Regions from separate parts of the Mus musculus genome. Here region 2 is linked to region 1. The links are chromatin loops, found by intact Hi-C in ENCODE. Cell type or tissue: left cerebral cortex. All regions are shown on one strand. Links, peaks and the distances in the headings refer to the core of each region. The heading gives the core; the rest is flanking DNA. Region 1 overlaps Rims2 (regulating synaptic membrane exocytosis 2). Region 2 overlaps Dpys (dihydropyrimidinase).

What was found. A loop is a pair of places that touch in the nucleus more often than their neighbours do. Peaks named below come from ENCODE experiments on the same cell type or tissue, not always from the same donor. Only the 100,000 strongest peaks of a DNase experiment are listed, where the experiment ranks them.
Region 2: a loop joins it to region 1, with 2.9 times the contacts of the local background. A loop is called at or near these places in 7 of 42 quality-filtered maps.

Annotation. Positions count from the first base shown.
Region 1 is chr15:39,673,598-39,683,691 of GRCm38, forward strand. It overlaps Rims2 (regulating synaptic membrane exocytosis 2), which reads left to right. Exons shown (of 27, transcript NM_053271.2): 23 at 1,343-1,484; 24 at 5,651-5,763; 25 at 6,033-6,134; 26 at 7,392-7,531; 27 at 7,949-10,094. The coding sequence ends at 8,167. Among named protein-coding and RNA genes, the nearest start is that of Dcstamp, 67 kb to the right of the region's middle. In left cerebral cortex, for the core only: a CTCF peak has its summit at 2,240 (motif pointing left); DNase peaks (open chromatin) are centred at 5,553 and 6,292; H3K27ac peaks cover 849 bases.
Region 2 is chr15:39,811,379-39,821,472 of GRCm38, forward strand. All of the region lies in intron 7 of Dpys (dihydropyrimidinase), which reads right to left. Gm16291 (predicted gene 16291) reads left to right here. Exons shown (of 3, transcript NR_045788.1): 3 at 1-999. Among named protein-coding and RNA genes, the nearest start is that of Gm16291, 19 kb to the left of the region's middle. In left cerebral cortex, for the core only: a CTCF peak has its summit at 5,892 (motif pointing left); DNase peaks (open chromatin) are centred at 2,561, 3,062, 4,986, 5,870 and 6 more places; H3K4me3 peaks cover 342 bases; H3K27ac peaks cover 5,028 bases.

The sequences.
Region 1 (10,094 bases), core at 1,325-9,324:
AGTATTTTTAAGTCTGTCTCTATTGAAGTGTTTCAGAGTGGTGCAAGATAAGCAGGTTGGTTAAAAGAATCTCATCACATCAGTAGCACCAACATCTCTCATTGATCAGTACTTGCTATTCATCTAAAAAACATCAATTGATTGGCTGAGGATCAGTCATCATGTGTACTTTGTATCTACTCTAAAGCATCTTAATGTGTATAAGAGCTAGAAATGAGAAATGGGTGAAACCTAAAGCAAAGTAAATCTAAGAAGCTTGGTGAAAGAGTCTCATCATGTCTGCAGCAGCATTTAAGAGAACTTACTAAAACCAGCTGCTGGAAGCTCCAATCCGATCCCATGGCTGTTTATCTCCAGATGCTAATGCCTTTGTGCAGTCTGTGTGAGGCCAAAGAGTAGAGTGTTGGTGGTTTCCCAGCTCTTCACAGTCTGGGCTCTTACATACACCCCACTTCCCACCACTCCACACACCTCAGTCATGGCCCTTCCGTTCCGCACACGCTCACTCTGGTTTTGTTCTTTTGTCTGCACAGTTCCTCTTGCCTAAGACACACTGCTGATGCATTCTTCAAGCTCAGCTCAAACCCCACTTTCTCCCAGAAGTTCAGATCTCTCCAGGCAGCCTGTCTTGGCTCTACCATGTGTGCAGTCTCCCCTCTTCAGCTCTGGTCCTCTGGGGGCTCCACTGGATGCAGACACCTTAACACTCATCATCCAAGGCTAAGAATTTAAATAGTCCTTCACATGACACTTCAGGAATTTTATATTACGCACTCATTCTGGATGTTATTAACAAATGCAAAACTGCATCCAGTAAGGCTATCCCTTTTGTATAGCTTTCTTTGCCTTTTCATATCCACTACCCTAAAAAACTTTTTATAAAAGGTAAAGCTAAAACTTGAGTATCTCTCACCATCTGGTTCTTTGTAAGTTTATGAAGATCTATTTCTTTCACTAAGACAAAAGGACTGGGGAGAAAGGTAAGCATAAGTTAATTTTGCATTTGAATGTTAGAATGAAAACCAAAATGAAGAAGCATAAATTAATCTGATAATTAAAATATTACAATGAAAACAAAGTTTATTTTATTATTCTTAGGTTGAACCTTTTGTTTCCTATGCTAATGGGTTGAACACTGTTTCAAGAGGAAATAAACAGTGTTACCTTGTGCTGCTTATTCTCGAGATGTTTAGACATGTTTTAAATAGCGGTCCTCTGTCTCCTTAAGAACACAGCGGGTCTGCAGCCCTCCTCACTTGCAGCCTCCAGGTGCTTACGGCCCGGCCCGTTCTGTAACCAGCAGTGACAAAACTGTGATGCCTTTGGATTTCTGTCTTCACAGAAGGAGGAGGTAAAAAGCTACGGAGCACTGTTCAGAGAAGCACGGAGACCGGGCTAGCAGTGGAGATGAGGAACTGGATGACCCGCCAGGCCAGCCGGGAATCCACAGATGGCAGCATGAACAGCTATAGCTCGGAAGGAAAGTGAGTATGGCTGCACCCATGCCCTGCTGGCAGATCCTCCGGGCCTCGTCTGCTCACACAAGAGCTAACTCACAGCACTCACGGCCCATTTCCAGCCTCTCACCCTTGGTCTGCTCGCACAGTGCTAACTCACACTGCTCACGGCCCATTTCCATCCTCCCGGCTGATTCCGTGAACCTGTTTCACCCTCCACTGAGCAGTTGGCATATCTAGCCTTTTATTCTGAATGAAATACCTTGGGGGAGATAAAGTGCTTTATTCCATGACAAGATGCTAAGATAAGGCTCTCAACATTATCTACAAATAAAATAGTTTGTCCTAGCTTAAAATAATAAATAAAGCCACGGAAACAATGAGCATACATGCCACACACTGTGTGGGCAGTATTAGTTTTTTTTTTTAATTTTTTTTAGATTTATTCATTTACTTATGTATCTGAGTACACTATCACCTCTCTTCAGAGACACTAGAAGTGAGCATTGATCCCATTACAGATGGTTGTGATCCACCATGTGGTTACTAGGAATTGAACTCAGAATCTCTGGAAGAGCAAACAGTGCTCTTAACCGCTGAGCCATCTCTCCAGCCCCAGGATTAGGATTTTTAAATCTTTGGTCTGGAGCCTGGAGACATGGCTTAGAGGTTAACAGCACTGACTGAGGCTCTCCCAAAGCGTGGGTTTCATCCTTATTACCCATATTAGGGCTCCCAACTAACTACAGTTCTAGATTAGATGCCATCTTCTGGTCTCTTCTGGCACTGCATGCACGTGCTGCACAGAAATACATGCAGGCAAAATACCCATACACAAAGTAATATAAAAACAATTCTTAACGTAAAAAAATCTTTGATCTGTTGAAGAGATGCTATTGAAAAACCTAGAATTCTTAATTCATAATTAGTTTATGTACTGAAAGTTATATAGTTTATCTTAATTATGTGAAACCAACACTCAAAGGGCAATGGGAACAAAAAGTTGGTAAGCCTTTTTCTATGTAGCGTTGCTTTGAATCCACTGCTGTAGGACATTTGGAAAGGTTCACAAGCATGGGGTAGTCCTGTCTCTAACAAATAGCATGTTATCTATAGGTGAGGTGCAAAGGGCACCCATAGGGAGAGGACCATGAGGTGAGGTTCAGGGCCCACTCTGCCATCGCTATGGGAGTGCTCAACATCCAGACACGTGTAGCCAATTTACAGATGCAAACCATAGGAAATATTGGCTTATCATTAATTGCATAACCCAATGGTATTTTCTCCAACATGATTATATAAGGAAGGGAACAGTTTTTCTGCAGTTTTTAAATAGGGCCATATAAACAGGCTGAATCTTTGAGACTTGAGGAGAAGGGAAAGAAATAGATTTGCTAACCTCCAAGGAAGTCCAGAAGAGTGAAAGGCTAGCAGGGCAGTGGCTCAGTCACCCGCATGAGACACACTTGTGCGATGCACTAAAGAAATTTGGTCTTTCTGGAAGAAAATTAAAGATAAACATGCTCTGAGCTCTGATCTTTATGAGCCATTGCCTGGGCTATAAAAATGTCTATTTCATGGTCTCCACATGCAGGCTTATATTCAAGTATGACTTCCATCTCAGATGTTTACCATCATATTGAAGAAATGATACGTAAATTTTATCATACAGTAAATATTACCTTTTAGCCTTCCAGACGGTGTGCTGGGAGTTGAGGGTGTGAGTCATACCAGCAAATCAGATCAGAATGTAAGACAGTGGGCTTCAGAGTCAGGAGCCAAGTCAGCACAAGGAGACTACGTTCTCTTCTTGGCTTCTGGCACATATACTTTTGGGCAGATGACATAATGCTCCTACCGTGAAGGTGGCTCACTAAGGCTGGCAGGAGTCTGTTGTTTTCAATACTCTAGGCTCTGCTGAAGAGCTGGAGCTCTGGCACCAAACAAAACAGGCAAACCCTACCTCCATGCAGGCCAAGAGACCAGGGAGACCTCATCAAGAAATTAAATTATAAGAAAAATAATTTTAAAAAATAAAATAAATGAGATAACATAAATGTCGATGATAAAATAAGACAAGGAAAATAAATGAGGGAGGTTCAGCTAAGTACCTCCCAAACCTGACTTCAGATCCCTTCGTCCCTGGACAAATGAACCCACTTACTTCCTTAGCTTTTTTCTTTCTTTCTTTTTCTCTCTCTCTTTCTTTCTTTCTTTCTTTCTTTCTTTCTTTCTTTCTTTCTTCCTTCCTTCCTTCCTTCCTTCCTTTCTTCCTTTCTTTCTTTCCTTCTTTCTTTCTTTCTTTCTTTCTTTCTTTCTTTCTTTCTTTTTAATTTTTATTACATTTACTGAGAGAGACAGAGAGAGGAATGAGTACCTTCATGCTGTGGTGTGCATGTGCAGATCAGAGAACAAGTTGCTGGGATCCATTCTCAGCTTGGGCCATGGAACCTTTGGAGATCAATCTTGAACCTTCAGGTTTGGTGGCAAGAGCCTTTACCCACCGAGCCATCCTGTTGACCTTTATAAAGAACTTATGTGATCTATGCATGCATTTCATCTGTGTCTGAGCCACAGTATTTAAACTACTATAACAGGACTTACTAAGAATGACATTTTTAAACAAACAAGCGAGAGGATGAAGGTAGGATTTTCCATAAGGGAACGGAGGGAATGTAAGTATGATCGGAAGGCAGCTATGTTTGGAGAAGAACATTCCAAGCTGAAGCAAAGCCAAGCACTGAGCAAGAGTTTGCCCGTAGCAGGGAGTTGTGGCCCCATGGGAGGGAGAGGGAGTGAGACAGATGAGGAGAACCAGTGTGGGGTGAGGTTGAATGCTTTTGTGTTTTATAACATAGAAAACTTCACTTTACAGTGAGTGGAATGACCGACCTTTAATATCATCAACTCACTACTGCTGAGAGGCACAAGAGTGGGCCATTCAGTAGGTGTTACAGTAATGTACCACAAACATAATGGTGACAGGGACCAGAATGTAGCATTAGTGAGATCAGATTCTGCATCTCTTTTGACAGTAGGCTAAGTAAGATTTGTTCATACAGTGGATGTGTGTAGTAAAATACATGACATTGATTTGTTAGGTCTACCATAATAAACTACGATAGGCTTAAAAATTAAAAAATATTGTTTTTCCAAAATTTAGAGGCTGAAAGTTCAAGATCAAGAAATTAATAGATTTGGATTCCAAGAAATTCTCTTTTACACATGGCCACCTTCTTACACCATGTTCTCAGTGTCCCTTCCTTCCTCTTTCATTGTTTCCCAACCCCCACCCCTTGTGACTTCATTTAACCTTCGTTTATGTTTATCTATGCTGTGGCCCCTTTTTAAAACTATGGATTAGGCACACTATGGATTAGGGCTTCAACATTTAAACTTTGAAGAAGACATAATAGATAAAGACGAGCCTACTGCTGAGCAATTGGGAGATGGTGTTACCTTATGCCCAGTAGATATCCTGTTAGCCAGCTAAACTGTTGGAATGAAAGGGTGTGGTCCAGAGAGGAGGGCTAAGCCAGAGATGCTCTAGGCTGGCCAGCACCAACACAGACACCACTCAGTTGGGTGAAACATCCAACTCAGACACATGCAAAAGACATGAGGTAAAAAGATGCAGCTGTGGTGTTTAATGCAGAACTGGCAGAGATTAAAGCATAGAGGTACTTTGGAAGAGAGAAAAGTGAGGGCTTTTCCAAGGATTCAGGGAATGAAAGGGGTGTGGACTGGGAAGGAGAGTGCAATCCATGAAGGGGTTGGGTTTGTTTTGGGGTTTTTTTTTTGTTTGTTTGTTTTTTTGTAAGATGGCATGGGGGCCTGTTTATATGCTGATGAGAATGATACAGATTTTTTCAGCCATAAAAAGATAAGTAGTAGAGTCTCTTAGTGTAGCTAAGAGGATTAAACATGGCAAAGCATGCCATGACAAAAGTCCCCACCCCCAAGACGAAGCCAGAGAAGACACATAACCAGAAGCCCACATGGTGTAGTAGGTGCTTCTGCTGACAGGCGTGGAAGGCGAGAGAGTGTAAGATGGACTGAGATCTGTGGGAGGTGCTGTGGGATGTTGGGGTCCAGTGAATATTAGTGGCATCTTAGCCTTGCCACATCAGCAAGGCCAGCAGAAAACTCAAGGAAGGCTGAGGATTTAACCCCACGTGTCATTCTGCTTTCAGTCTGATCTTCCCTGGGGTCCGCCTGGCCTCTGACAGCCAGTTCAGTGATTTCCTGGATGGCCTGGGCCCTGCTCAGCTAGTGGGACGCCAGACCCTGGCTACTCCTGCAATGGGTAAGACTTTCTGTCACATGACTTCACTGTCCTTTAGATTACTGAAAGTCACATTCCCTCAATTTCATGCTACTTTTAACAAGATTACCAGCAAGAAAAAAGAGTCTTAGGTTTTAACAGTAAATGTTCTCAGTTTTTTCATTTGTAAAAATGAAATGATTTCTGATCATCTTCGGACATAAGAATATATCTGGAGAATGTCTGACCCAGAGTTCTTTGGCACAAGCATTCTTCCTACATCCTGTTTTTCTTTCCTATGTGCCCACCAGGTGACATTCAGGTGGGAATGATGGATAAAAAGGGACAGCTGGAGGTAGAAATCATCCGGGCGCGCGGCCTTGTGGTAAAACCAGGTTCCAAGACACTGCCAGGTAAAACAGAAGAGAGTCTGTTATTCTTATGTCTGTGTCGTTTGGTGTAAATGGTGCCTTTCTTTGCCGAGATCTTCTTAATCAAGAAGTGAGTAGAGAACTCTGCTGTCACAGTGCGTGGGGGCTGAGCTGTCTGCCAGCATTCTGAGGGAGCTGTGAGTGACAAGGGGGAAGGGAGCGTACAAGTACATGCACAGCGGAGGCCTCCGCCTTTGCTCAGGCACATTGTCACAGTGTGTGCTGCAAGTGTAGTTTCCAGTTAGCTGCTGTTTTATGTTATTCTTTGGTTTACTGAGAACTTCAGTTTTTTTCCTTAGGCATCCTTCAAGTTCTGGAATTAAAATAAAAATAGACTAGATCTACACAGGCCCATAGACTATGAATGCTGGCTGCTCTAAGACAAATGTTCAGGCCTACAGTATGTAAGAGGCTCTGGCATAACTTGATGCCACGTGTTTCAAGCATCATTATAATTCAAGGTGCTCGGAGCCATAGCTTGGTGCATGAGAGATCCAGCACATAAAGATGTGGATTCTGAAAGTGTCCCTGTTCCCAAAGCCCACACTGACATAATTATGCATTTCTCTCTCAACTCCTCAATCCTTATAGGAATTTTGAAGTAAAGTTATGTTTCTGACTGTACCACTTTAGAATTACGTTGTAAAGATTCTGAGAGTAGTTGACATCTTCACCATAATGAACAGCATGAGACATGGGAATGTCGCATGTCATGTCTCAGCGTCTGTCATAGAAGGTTGTAGGCATAGAATTCCTAGTGAGCTGCATTTCCAAGCTCCTTCTGAATGTATCACCTCAGAGCCCATCCCTGCTTGGACTCACACCATTACCAGTTAGTAAATGCTTTGAATAGTAAGGGAGCCCTGTGGGGTAGTGGAAAAAAAAAAAAAAAAACCTCCTCATTTCAAACATGTCTAATGAGATCCAAATATTGGTAATTTAAAGACTAAGACATTGCTCTTGAATCTTGTTTGTAAGTGGATGCATATTGCCTTATTTAATTCACATTTAAATCTCTACAAGAAGGAGTTGTGGAGAGAAAAAAGACCCTCACAGGCTATGTCAATATACTTAATACTGAATGGCTGACAACTGTCCATTGTGGCTCTGACGTGGAAGGCATGCCAGTGGCTTGAGTGCTGCCAGCTCTTCAGTGAAGATGAAGCCATTGTGCTTGCCCTCTATGTGCTGGGTACTTCACAGTCTTGCTCATCACTCACTCTGTTCTTTTCTCCCAAGCACCGTATGTCAAGGTGTATCTGTTAGACAACGGAGTCTGCATAGCCAAAAAGAAAACCAAGGTGGCGAGAAAGACCCTGGAGCCCCTGTACCAGCAGCTCTTGTCCTTCGAGGAGAGCCCCCAGGGGAGGGTGTTACAGGTACGTGTTCACGGCTGACCTCTGACACAGAAAGGGGTGGCCATGAAGCCACACTGTAAGTCTAGCATCTCTTCTGTGAATTTCTTCCCCGTTCGTCATGGCTGAAATTCTCTGTCAGCTGCAAGGCAGTGGCCAGTGCTGTATAGCTGTTCTTGTTGCTGTTCCCCTTAAAGGGAAAGACCAAGGACGCAGACACGTGAACCTGAGTTACACTCCAGCTCAGTTTGCCCTACACTATTATGCGGTTTTCCTAATGTCACTCTGGCTTCTGGGAATTAAAGGCAGCAGTGCCATTAATCAGACACCCTTGACAGCAGCTTATTAGCTAAGCACATTTTCCTGTCTTAGTTATGATTGGTTTCTCTGCTGTGATGTGCATGTCTATAGTAACATTACTTTTTTGTTTTCTGCCAACAGATCATTGTCTGGGGAGATTATGGTCGTATGGATCACAAATCCTTTATGGGAGTGGCCCAGATACTCTTAGATGAACTGGAACTATCCAACATGGTGATTGGATGGTTCAAACTCTTCCCTCCTTCCTCCCTAGTAGATCCAACCTTGGCACCTCTGACAAGAAGAGCTTCCCAATCGTCTCTGGAAAGTTCTACCGGACCTTCTTACTCTCGTTCATAGCAACTATAAAACTGTTGTCACAACAACCAGCGATACAAAAACCAGAAGAAAACGCACAGGTGGAAGCCCCTGGTAACACTGCATGCTTGATGTTGTGTCTACAGAGCCCACGTCTAGGGATACCAAGCAGTCCTGTGTTCTCAGAGGAAGTCGTACACATTGTGCCCTAGCAAAGGCCCTCAGGTGAAAGAGCAGAGCTGTGAAGAACTATCTATCAGGTTTGGAGTTCAATGACACTCGAGTTTTGGTCCATTCTGAAGCCATGGATTAATCTTAAAGAATCAGTCAGCCCTTTTCAATGGCTCCTTTATATTTTTATCAATTTTCTTCATTTATCTGACCCCAAAGCCCTGTTATGCCACAGAAATGGAGCTCTACAGCCATTAAGACACATTACAGGCCAAGGAGCAAAGACCTAGGAAGCAAGCATCAGGTGAAAAGCAAGAGACCAAAGAAGTGGTCAGGAGCAGAGTCAGCCACCGTTCCTGGAGGGGCTCCAGCAGGGAGAGCGGCCGCCGGGGCTGCTCCGGGAGGGAGGCAGGCATGTCATTCACTAATGCCGAGATGTACTGGACTCTGAAAATCAAAATTCTGTGACTGCACTGTACTGAATGAAATTAAAGAAACTTTTTTTGCATGGACACAGATTAGCTGAATATTTAAATTATTTTCTCGGGGCTGCAACTTGCAAAAAAAAAAAAAAAAGAATAAAAATCAGCCATTTTCAACAATTTATATTATTTTTAAAAATAAATTTCACTAGTGCATGGTTTTACAATGGGAGAGAATGCAACAGGGTGGTACAAAGACACACCGTGCTTATTCTTTAATCAGAGTCTGTGTTTTGGCAGACAATACAAATGAAAATACTTTCTAGCAGATACTTAAAATTCTCTTTATGTGACAATAAGTATAATATATTCAATTTATTTCCATGTTAAATATACAGATCTTATGATGTTCAATATGTGCAAATTTTTCACATCTTTCTTCCTCTTGTCTGTCTCACTTTTCTTCTCCCACTTTTAACCTCTTCTTTCCTTTCTCCCCTCCTCAGTGAGTCTTACTCAACACCACAAGTCTTTGACCCGACCCTCTTATAGCCCAGATTTGATTCAGAGCCATAGATGCATCTGAATTCACAGATTTCTCAGATCTGTCCGAGAGCTTTCTTTATTTCAAGCATGTTGAAGGATTTTGCAACATGACTTGGGACATACAGCAAGTCAGCGCGCATTTGACAAAGAAGATATCTGAACAGTTGCAGTTTATTGTACAGTGCATGGTAATTTTTTTCACCTTAAAGATTCAGTTTACAAGAAAATTTTCAAACCACATGGCATTGTAATGTCCAACAAATTTGTTTTTAGCACCAGCATTAGTCATACAGGGGGTTAAGTATTATTTGTAGGTCTTAGGTTTTGTTTGTTTGTTAATTTGGTAAAGCAGTTTCTTTAGCTGATTTCCATTTACTATGTGAATAGAAACACTGCTCAACATGTGGAACCCTGAAACACAGGGCTGTTTATTAATTCATTTTTCTGTAGGAAAATTCAATTTTTCACAAATTATATTTCTAAAGAAATATAGTAAACATAAATTTGCAACAATTTTAAAGCTCCAATTTTTAGGTGACTCGAGGAAAAGTCAATAGTTATTTGATGCCATCACCAAAAATCTACATCCCTTAGTCAAACCCACCTTTGGTTTACAGGCAGTTCTTACCACTGGGTAGCACTGCAAGGTCCAATTTCTGTCAAGGTCCCCAATCAACAGGAAATGTCACTGGTCAATGTAATAAACCACCCATCCCTTCTGTTTCTTACGCACGCTTTGATTACACATCCTTGGAGATTGATTTTAACGTCTTGCAATAATTTTTGAAATCCATCTACATCCCATTTGTTTAAATGGAGGCCACACACAC
Region 2 (10,094 bases), core at 1,299-9,298, 140 kb after region 1:
CCTGATTGATAAGGGCAGGTAGGAACTACAATTCAAAAGGCAAAGATTGGCATATGTCCCCACTGTGTGCTATACATGCCTACTCTGTGTATGAAGTTTCTGTATCTTTATTTGTCCCCTAGTTTCCAAGCCCCTGGTGTCTGTGTTTTATTTATTTATAATTTTATCTGTACTCAGTGTGCTTGTTTGGGGCTATTTTATTTTCTTGCTATTGCTTGGCATTGAGCCTGGGACATCATGTATCCGAGGCAAATGCTCTACCAGGATGCCACAGCCTCTGCCCTTGTTTTTGGTTTCTTTGAAATGGGTTGGGCCCTGTTGTCCAGGTAATCTCAAACTCCTTTTATACTCTGCCTCCCAAGTAGCCTGGACCATGGCTGTTCAACACAGTTGGCTGCCTAGATGTTCTCAGAGACCATGAAGCACAGCTCCTGGCCATGTGCTGTGCAAAGGCTAGACACAATGACGACAAGGATGGTGTCTTGAGTTAATGGGTGTCTTTTTGTCTGTCTCTGTCTTCCCTCCACCATTAAGCATTGCCTTTTCTCCTTTAGCTATAGAGACTCTTTATCTTGCTCTATATTAACTGTGAGATGTGAGCTTTTGGTATATTTTCTCATTTCAATTCAGCACAGATAGGCGCCAGACATTCACATGGGTTTAGAAGCCATGGATCATGGTTTGAATCTGAAATTTCCTCTACAAGCTCATGTCTTGAATATTTTTTTCCAATGTTTGAATAGTGGCACTGTTTGGGGGAGATGGGGGAACCTTTTGGTGGCAGGACCTGGCTCACAGCAGTAGGCCAGTAGGGGCCCAGCCCTTAAGTGTTACAGCCTGGCTGCTGGTTCTTTCCTCTCTGCTCTCTGTTCCACAGTGATGTAGACAGTCTATGGCAGACATTGCTGCTTCTGGGAGCTGGGCTGCTTGGCCATGTCTTCCTCTCCATGACAAGGACTCCCTAAAACTGTGAGCCAAAATAAATTCTCTCACCCCTGTTTCCATCTTGCATTCTGGTCACGGAGATTTAAAAAGCTAACTAATATGCTATGCCTTGGTGTTTCTTATTGAACCATCACAGTTACTCTTAACCTCATTGTTCCAGTTTTGAATGAAGAGAAATTTAGAAAACTTTAAAAAGAAACAAAACAGGGTTTGAGGCAAAAACCAGAAGGTTCAACCTCTTTGCCGATCCTGCTTTTACAATTGGGTAGAAAAATTGGGGTTAGGCCTCATGACTTTGCCCTTCTGCTTAGTGTGTCGACCATTGGAAGGGCCAGTCTATTGGCCTACATGATGGAATGAGTGAGCAAAGGACACATGACAATAGAGGAGAAGGAAATGTCTGTGTTCAGACAGCACTGGGCTTTCAAGGACTAAATAAGCAAAGATGGGTGAGGCCTTCTGCCTCTAGGGCCAACTGTGCTACAGTCTGTAAAGTTTATTTAGTTCTTTGAGTCTAAACCAGAATTTCTCAAACCTCAGTGTGTCTCTGAACCCCTGTAGGTCATGTTAAAATATGACTGTTTCACGAAGAAGCTGGTGTGGGATAGGGCTTGAGAATTCACACTTGGAATAAATCCCCAGTGATGGCATGGTTAGTCAAGGGACCTCTCCTCTGTAAAATAAATAAATAAATAAACAAACAAACAAACAAACAGGAAAAAATGAACATAGCAAACAAAAATCTTAAATTGTAAATTTTGGTGTCTCGTTCAAGCCATTGGGAAAACAAGCAAGCAAACAAACAAAAGGCCTTTCCCTAAAATACTTAATCTCCAACTCTCACTGCCATGTGACCATTTCTTAGAGGGAGTGGTCTGTGTTTGCTGGGCTTTCTCCAAAGCCTCTTGTAGGCAGCCATGACTCATCCTGCACACTGCAAGTATAAGGTCCCTAGGATTCCCATTAAGTACTGCCATCAAATTTCCCTCAGTCCCGTTGAACTCCTTTTTGTTTCCTCTGTAACCTAGAACCTGTGTTGTCAGGGTGACTAGCTAGAACTAAGAGTGGAATAAGCCACCATAATGCACAGGCCGGTGATGACTCTCTAGCCATTGACTGTAGAACGTGGCTTTTATCAGGGCAGCCTTAGAGATGACAACAGAAACGCCTGGTATTCATTTCTTCTTCTTTTTTTTTAACTGAAAGGGAAAAACTATAAAATGTAGACCTTGAGATGGGTCCAAGAGCTGGTAAACAATGTTCAGAGGGGAGAACATACACACACACACACACACACACACACACACACTCCTAAAAGCACATATTTACTTTTAGTAGTCCAAGGCTACTAAAACCTGGTTCATTCACTCAGCAAATAATTATTGATTATTTTCCTGGAACTGTCCTGGCGACGAGGCCAAAAGGAAGCCCTGAAAACACCAGTGTGCACTGGGTGGGAAGGAAACGAGACAGTAGCTTAGCTGAGCTTGTGCCTCTTACACAGCCTCTCTTGGACCTTATGCTTTGGCCTGGTTTTAATGCTGAACACAAACCCTGCTTGCTCTGGCAAAGAGAACCTCTCAGGATTGGCTGGTCCCTGAAAGTCACCTCTGACCTGCTTCGCTTTCATCTCGTGGAGAACAGTTCAGCCGTTGCTAAGGAGGTCCTCAGAACAGTTCAGCCGTTGCTAAGGAGGTCCTCAGAAATCATTTCTAGTTCCCTTGAAAGGTTCAGTTGCATAAGAACATGTTTAAATAAATAACATGCACTACATGGTGGTTAATATTTTACCCCTGTGTGTTATCAAAGAGCTAGACTTTCTCTTCATGAACCGTCCAAACTTAATAAGCAACTGTCTGACAAAGGCCATAAAATAATCTTAGGTGGTTTGTTTGAGTAGTTTCTCTCCAAATCATTTTTAAGGGATATCAACTCTTGGGAGCACCCGATTCCACCAGGCTGTCGTAGCCAGAAAGAAGCCTGAGAGTGTCTCAGTTTCCGTCTTTCTTGGTAAAAACTGGGCGTGTCTATGAGACAGGAGATGCCTTAAGTGAAGTATCACTTTCTTACACTCATCCAGTTCTTGCCTGAATGAAGCCATTATGCAATGAGCTCTGATTGACAGCTATGGCTAGCCACGGCTCCCACCCATTCCACACACTGGCCCCTGCTGGTGCGTGGGCACTGCTGTGTACCAAGTACTGTGAGCATTACGTATACGCTGAGGATTTGTGTACAGCGTCCTTATGACAGCAATGTTGCAAAACAAAAAAATAATGCTGTTCCTTTTAACCAAGTAGCACTCTCAAAGCCACAACCAGCTCAGAAAAGACAAAGTTGTTAGCTTCAAACCTTTTCAAAGAAAAGTTTTAATAAAAAGGTTTCTTCTCCCACCAGGGTATTACTACCCCAATGCCTGAATAACAGGCTGGATTTCGTGTGGATTAATAACAATAAAAAAATAACGCTCATACCTCAACATCTCTATAATTATCATCCACCAAGAAATTGTCCTGGGAGCATACACATCTGTAGTAAGAACTGTGTGGAGGATGCTCCTCCAACTGTGCAGACCCACCTGTGGGTCCCAACACCATGCTGCATCATGACAACGCAGCAAGGACATCATGGTGTAACCATCGTTTCTACGTAGGCACCTGCACAAGCCCTGAGTGCACATTGCTCTTCTCTACCACATGAACTGGGACAACTGAGCTTTGGGGCCTGGGAGAACAGTTCTTTACAGAGTCTGTCAGCACTGGTGTGAAAAGCTAATCTTTATGCTGACCAGCTTTTCAAAACAATCACAGACTGTGTGTGTGTGTGTGTGTGTGTGTGTGTGTGTGTGTGTGTGTAGTGTGTATGCTTGTGTGAGTACTTGTGTGTGTGTGTGTGTGTGTGCTTATGTGTATGGTGTGTGTGTGTGTGTGTGCTTGTGTGTGTGGTGTGTGTGTGGTGTGTAAATGCTTGTGTGTATGCTTGTGTGTGTGCTTGAGTGTGTGGAGTGTGTATGCTTGTGTGTGTGCTGTGTGCGTGGTGTGTATGTGGTGTGTGTGTGTGGTATGTGTGCTTGTGTGTGTGGTGTGTTGTGGTGTGTGTATGCTTATGTGTGTGCTTGTGTGTGGTGTGTGTGTGTGCTTCTCTCTGTGTGTGTACGCTTATGTGTGTGGTATATGTGTGGTGTGTGTGTGTGTGTGTGGTGTGTGTATGCTTGTGTGTGTGCTTGTGTGTGTGCTTGTCTGTGTTTGGTGTGTGTGTGCTTGTGTGTGTGGTGTGTGTATGCTTGTGTGTGTGGTGTGTGTATGCTTGTGTGTGTGCTTGTGTGTGTACTTAGGTGTGCTTATGTATGTGCTTGTGCATGTGTGTGTGGTGTGTGTGCACTCTCATGTGTATGCATATACTTCTTTGGAGGAAGAAGACAAGAATTACAGTTCAGAAATTAGATAGCACACAATGAGTTATCTAGTTTTCTCCAAGGAAAATGCCAAGCGGTCTCTTTGAAGCTCTCCCTGATGATATGACCCTATGTACACACCCTAAGCTTCACTGTTTGGTTCATGATGCTTTTTACTCCCTATTGCTCCATGTCCCTTAGAGAACCATCCCTCTCCTGCTCAATTTCATACAAAGGTTCCTAGGCAGAACCCAGGGGCACATTCATAATCTTCAAGTCATTACTCTTCACTGAATACAAAGTTAAATTCGTTTATCTCTATCTACACTGAGAAAAGGACGGAAATTAAGCAGGAGAGGCAGCACAATGCCTTCCAGAATGGTGAATGCAAGGTCAAAGCTTGCTGTAATTGAGTTTAAAAAAAATAATAAACCCCAAATAACTGGAAACAAAAATATGCCTCCTCTGCAGAATACAGAGCGGCTAGAAGTCTTCATCAAATGTTTCAATGCACACAGTAGTCAGCTGTGCTGGTATGCTTGAGATGCTGTGAGATGCCCTGTAGCTCATAAATACAGAAAAGGGACAGTTTCCATAGTAACTAAGTGCTCTTTAATGAATACCAAAGAACCAGAGCTCAAAGGAGAGCCTTAAATTGCCAGACCACGAGTTGCTGCTGCTCCTGCAGACCTGCAGGCAGCTCACATTCCCCTTTCTCTGATCAGAGTTTTAACAGGTTGGCCATTTTGACTGATCTCTGTTTCAACCATATGACACCTTAAAATTCTGTTTCAATATCACATGAAACCCACACTCTTGATTTCTTCTCTATAAGCTAAGTACCAGAATATTCTACCCCAAAAAAGGCCAAACAACTAGATAAAGGGCTATGTCCTTAACTCTAAAGCTTTGACCGGAGCAGTGAAGCACAGGGCACACACTTCTGTCACAAGAGATAGACACAGGCTCAATGAGCTGTCAAACTGAATACAGGGGACTCTTCATTTCCAAAGCAGAAAAAAAAAAGTTGATAATGTTCTCTTTGCACTAAATGCAGCCTTTTTTTTTTTTTAAATGTGCAATGACACAGAGGAGGTATTGCAGTTGGTTTTGCAGGGACTTTTTCTTTACAGGCTTGTTATGTCTAAGGTCATCTTTCATCAGGATTTCCTACCTTTCCCCTCATACGCCCACTCCCAGTCCTCTCTCGAGATCCATCAGCACACTGATGTCAGTGCCTCACTCTTGGAACCATGCAGCTTCTATAGATTTACAAAACAAGCAGCAGAAGGAGAAAAGTGTGGATGCCCGGCTTTTCTTTCTCCTGACCTCCTTTGGTGACATTAATGAAACCCGGTTTTAGGGCAGCAGGCTATGTGGCAAGCACACTGTTTTCTACGTGCCGTTAATAACCAACAGGAATAACAAACACACAGAAACATCTAGGTACCATGTAGCCCCCAGAGCGTTAGCAATCGCTTCCTCTCTCAGGAGGCTGCCTCCTTACATAACCAGCAGATCGGGCAGCCCAGTGCGGGTTGTGGGCGCCCCCTTCAGGATATGGGATTCAATGCACATTGCCGTCTTCTGTCATTTATGCTAAAAGCATTTGAGGAATTTTGCAGTAAAACATCTAGTGTCTAATTATATGTTAAAACAGAAATCATATATAACACTGGACTGTAACTAATGTTAAAATCACCATCGTAGGATAAATCCATTTCTTCCCTTGATTAAATAATTCTTTTCCACAAGGCTAACTTTGTGAACATTCAGCTCAGTCTATGACAGACACAATTCACATTGGAGGCCATCTGGCTGCCTTCTCTTCTTTCTTCAGGCAGCCTGGACGCCTGCTCCTCCCCCGTGCTTGAGTTTACTCTGCCTCAGCTTCAGTTCGACTCTCGGGTACGGATCCTCTGCCCACTCTCATCCCACGTGACGTGACAGTACACCTCCCTCTGGCCTCATGCAGGACCGCTCTGCTCTGAACCTCTCAAACAGTATTTTTGTTTGTTTGTTTTTTGTTTTTCGAGCCAGGGTTTCTCTGTATAGCCCTGGCTGTCCTGGAACTCACTTTGTAGACCAGGCTGTCCTCGAACTCAGAAATCCTCCTGCCTCTGTCTTCCGAGTGCTGGGATTAAAGTCGTGTGCCACCACGCCCGGCTTCATTTTTTTAAAATTTTTTATTAGGTATTTTCTTCATTTACATTTCAAATGCTATCCCAAAAGTCCCCTATACCCCTCCCCCCCCCACCCTGCTCCCCTACCCACTCACTTCCACTTCTTGGCCCTGGCGTTCCCCTGTGCTGGGGCATATAAAGTTTGCAAGACCAAGGGGCCTCTCCTCCCAATGATGGCCAACTAGGCCATCTTCTTCTACATATGCAACTAGAGACACAACAATGAGAGGTACTGGTTAGTTCACATTGTTGTTCCTCCTATAGGGTTGCAGACCCCTTCAGCTCCTTGGGTACTTTCTCTAGCTCCTCCATTGGGGGTCCTGTGTTCCATCCAATAGATGACTGTGAGCATCCACTTCTGTATTTGCCAGGCACTGGCATAGCCTCACAGGAGACAGCTATATCAGGGTCCTGTCAGCAAAATCTTGCTGGCATATGCAATAGTGTCTGGGTTTGGTGGCTGTCAAACGGTATTTTTAACACATCCCTTCTGAGAGTAAACTATCTCATCTTATATTCCCTCTCCTCTTCCTGGACCAAAGGAAGGACCAGTATAGCCTGGACTCTCAGAACCTGTCTCCAAGGCGAAACAGCCCAGAGTGCGTTTGAGAGCACAACAGGAGAGCAGTTCTCTTCACGCTCCAGCTACTTCTGCTTGAGAAACAGCTCTCAGCCTCAGAAGTCAAAGTCTGCTTCAAGAGAACGAAAGGAGTCCAGCAGGGCATCCTCTCTCACGCTTGGAAAAATCTCATTTTTACGGATACATCTCTGCATCCTGTTACTATTGAAGGATCCTGTACAATAATTAAGAGCAAACTTTATATGCCCCAGTACAGGGGAACGCCAGGGCCAAAAAGGGGGAGGGGGGGTAGGGGGTTGGGGGGTGGGTATGGGGGACCTTTGGAATAACATTGAAAATGTAAACGAGGAAAATACCTAATTAAAAAAAAAGAATTAAAAAAAAAGAGCAGAGTGAGGGGATGCCCCCCTTGACTTCCTCCGAAGCACAGCTGTCACTGAAGGCAATCTTCCCAGTGTCTCCCAGCCACTGCCAAATCCCTCCTGCCTCCTGAGCCATGTGGAAGGCCGCTCTCTTCCACTTTGCCCAACCACATTCTCCGACATGCTACTGGGCTGAGCTTGACCAAGCTCAAGTTCCAAAGTACCTTTTCAAACATAAGCCTAGGGCATAGCACCTCACTTCTTAAGTTTGCCTTGTATGCAGCAACTTCCTCTCCAAGCGTGCCATACAGAAGGGGCAGATGCTGGCGCATAGCTATGCCTGGCAAAGACTGCACCAGCCAGGTACCCAGCACAGCATCAACTGTGTGGCACCACATCTGCCACATTCACTCTTCATGACTAATGCAAAGTGAGGCTTTTGTATTATTTGTTTCCGAAACCTGTGGCTAGGAAGGAGAAAAAAACGTCAGAAAGAAAAGCACAATGACGACATTCTCCAAAAGACTTGAATATGATTCCTTAACACTGGCAAAGAGATTAAAAGCAAAGGCAGAGAAATTGTCCCACCTCAGGCAGCCTCAGGACACATGTTGATGAAATCTACTACGGGATCCTGGAACAGAAATGAATGCTGGGTAAGAGCTAAGCAAACCTGAATGAAGGATGGGCTCTAGCTACTGATATAGCAATAGTAGTTCATCGACTCTGACAGTAGTGGCACTCTATCAGTTGACAATAGTGGGATAAGGCTGTGGGGACCAAGGGGGTTTTCTCTGCCATCATCGGAACCCTTATTCCTTTTTAAAAATGCACCTCAACATTATCAGAAAGTAAAGGAAGACTATGCCACGGCACTGTGAGCCGGTGTGCAGAACTCACTAGGATTCAGTGTGCAGGGTAGGAAGAGGTAGGAGGTGATGATGGAGAGCAATTCTCCATCTCTAAGGACAGTAGAGAGCTGAGGATGGTGTGTGCAGCCAGGCTAAAAATATTGTAGTGCATCAGAAATGTCCCAGCTAGGTCATCTGCATACATTTTGACTGGGAATAGAGAGTCCAACTGAGTACCTTTCTCATAATAAGCAGGCCAAGAATAGAGAACGCGGGTGTTGGCATCAACCTAGATACTCCTGCTTCTCCTTTTGTATGTGAACTATGCAAACCATTCTTTCTCGTTGTTTAAATGATCATCCAATCCCTTATTCCATGAAGCCTCCTCTCCAACAATCCCCTCTCTTTTTTCTCCATAGTCTACAAATTTTGCATGTTAGTGCAAAATTCGTATGGTGTATGAGAGAAAAAATTCACACAGAATTTAAAATGTCAAATAAAAGTTCCAAAGAGGACTGGGCCTGGTCATTAGCTTGATAATATTTTTTCTGCCTTCAATGGGATAACAAAAGCAGAGAACGTGGAAAGATCTGTGGGTTTCTGAGAGGCTGTGGGAGTCAGCACAGCAGAATCCCTGTGTATTTGCCTGCCTGCTCAACACAGGGGAAGGAACTGAGCATAACCAAGTGCAAATACTCAGCAAAGCCCAACAGCAGCCAAACTAGAAGGATAAGGTCATCATAGCAATGCATCTTAACCGCCCCCTTCCAAACCATGTTTCCTAGCAAGCTCTTTTCAAACTCACTATGTATCCAAAGACAGTCGTGAATTTCTGATTCTCCTGCCTCTAACTCCCAAATTCTGAAATTACAGGTATGGGACATTGCATCTAGTATATGCAGCAACGTTGTATCTAGTGTATGCAGCAACACTGTATCTAGTGTATGCAGCAACATTGCATCTAGTGTATGTAGCAACATTGCATCTAGTGTATGCAGCAACATTGCATCTAGTGTATGCAGTGCTGTGGTTTGACCATGGGGCTTCCTCCATAAAGCAAAGGCTATCAACAGGATTAGTTTAGCTTATAAAATATGTCCACATAAGTTGCTTCATGGTAATCTTCCAACCTGTGTTGCTTTCCATTGCTTCGGGCACTGGGATAGTCATGATAAGCAGAACTGGATTGAAAGCAGGGGAGTGATCAGGAAGACTTGGTAGTGCTAGCACATATGTGTCATAGTAATGAAGACTTAGCTCTCACAAGGCTGAATACATATATTCACCAAAAACAACTTCAAATATTTAACTTTTTTAGTCATTATTATATAAAGAATGGTTGTTATGTAAAAGATAGGTGAAGAACAAATAAAAGAGATGAACAACTGAATAAATGCCTAACATTATGAATAAGATGCCTATGGAGAACAGAAGCATGAGTTTGACCTTAAGTCAGTTATTCTTGGACTAAACTGGAGGAAACTTAAGTAATATATAGACCATTTAAAAAAAAATAACTACACATCTGGACCATTATGCACCATTCTGAAGCAAGTGACGAGGACAGGAGGGACAAAACAATGTTACAGAGATTAGTAACTGGAGCTTGTGAGAAAGTGATCTAAATTTGTATAGCCTCGGGCATGACTCAGGGAGACATAATCACAACCTATAAATACCCTCCAAGCAGCAGAGGGTGGGGAAAGAAGTGAGTGAATTATTCACAGCCTTGCATTCCGGTCATTTCTCTTTGTCCAGTTGTCTGAGAAAGACAACGCT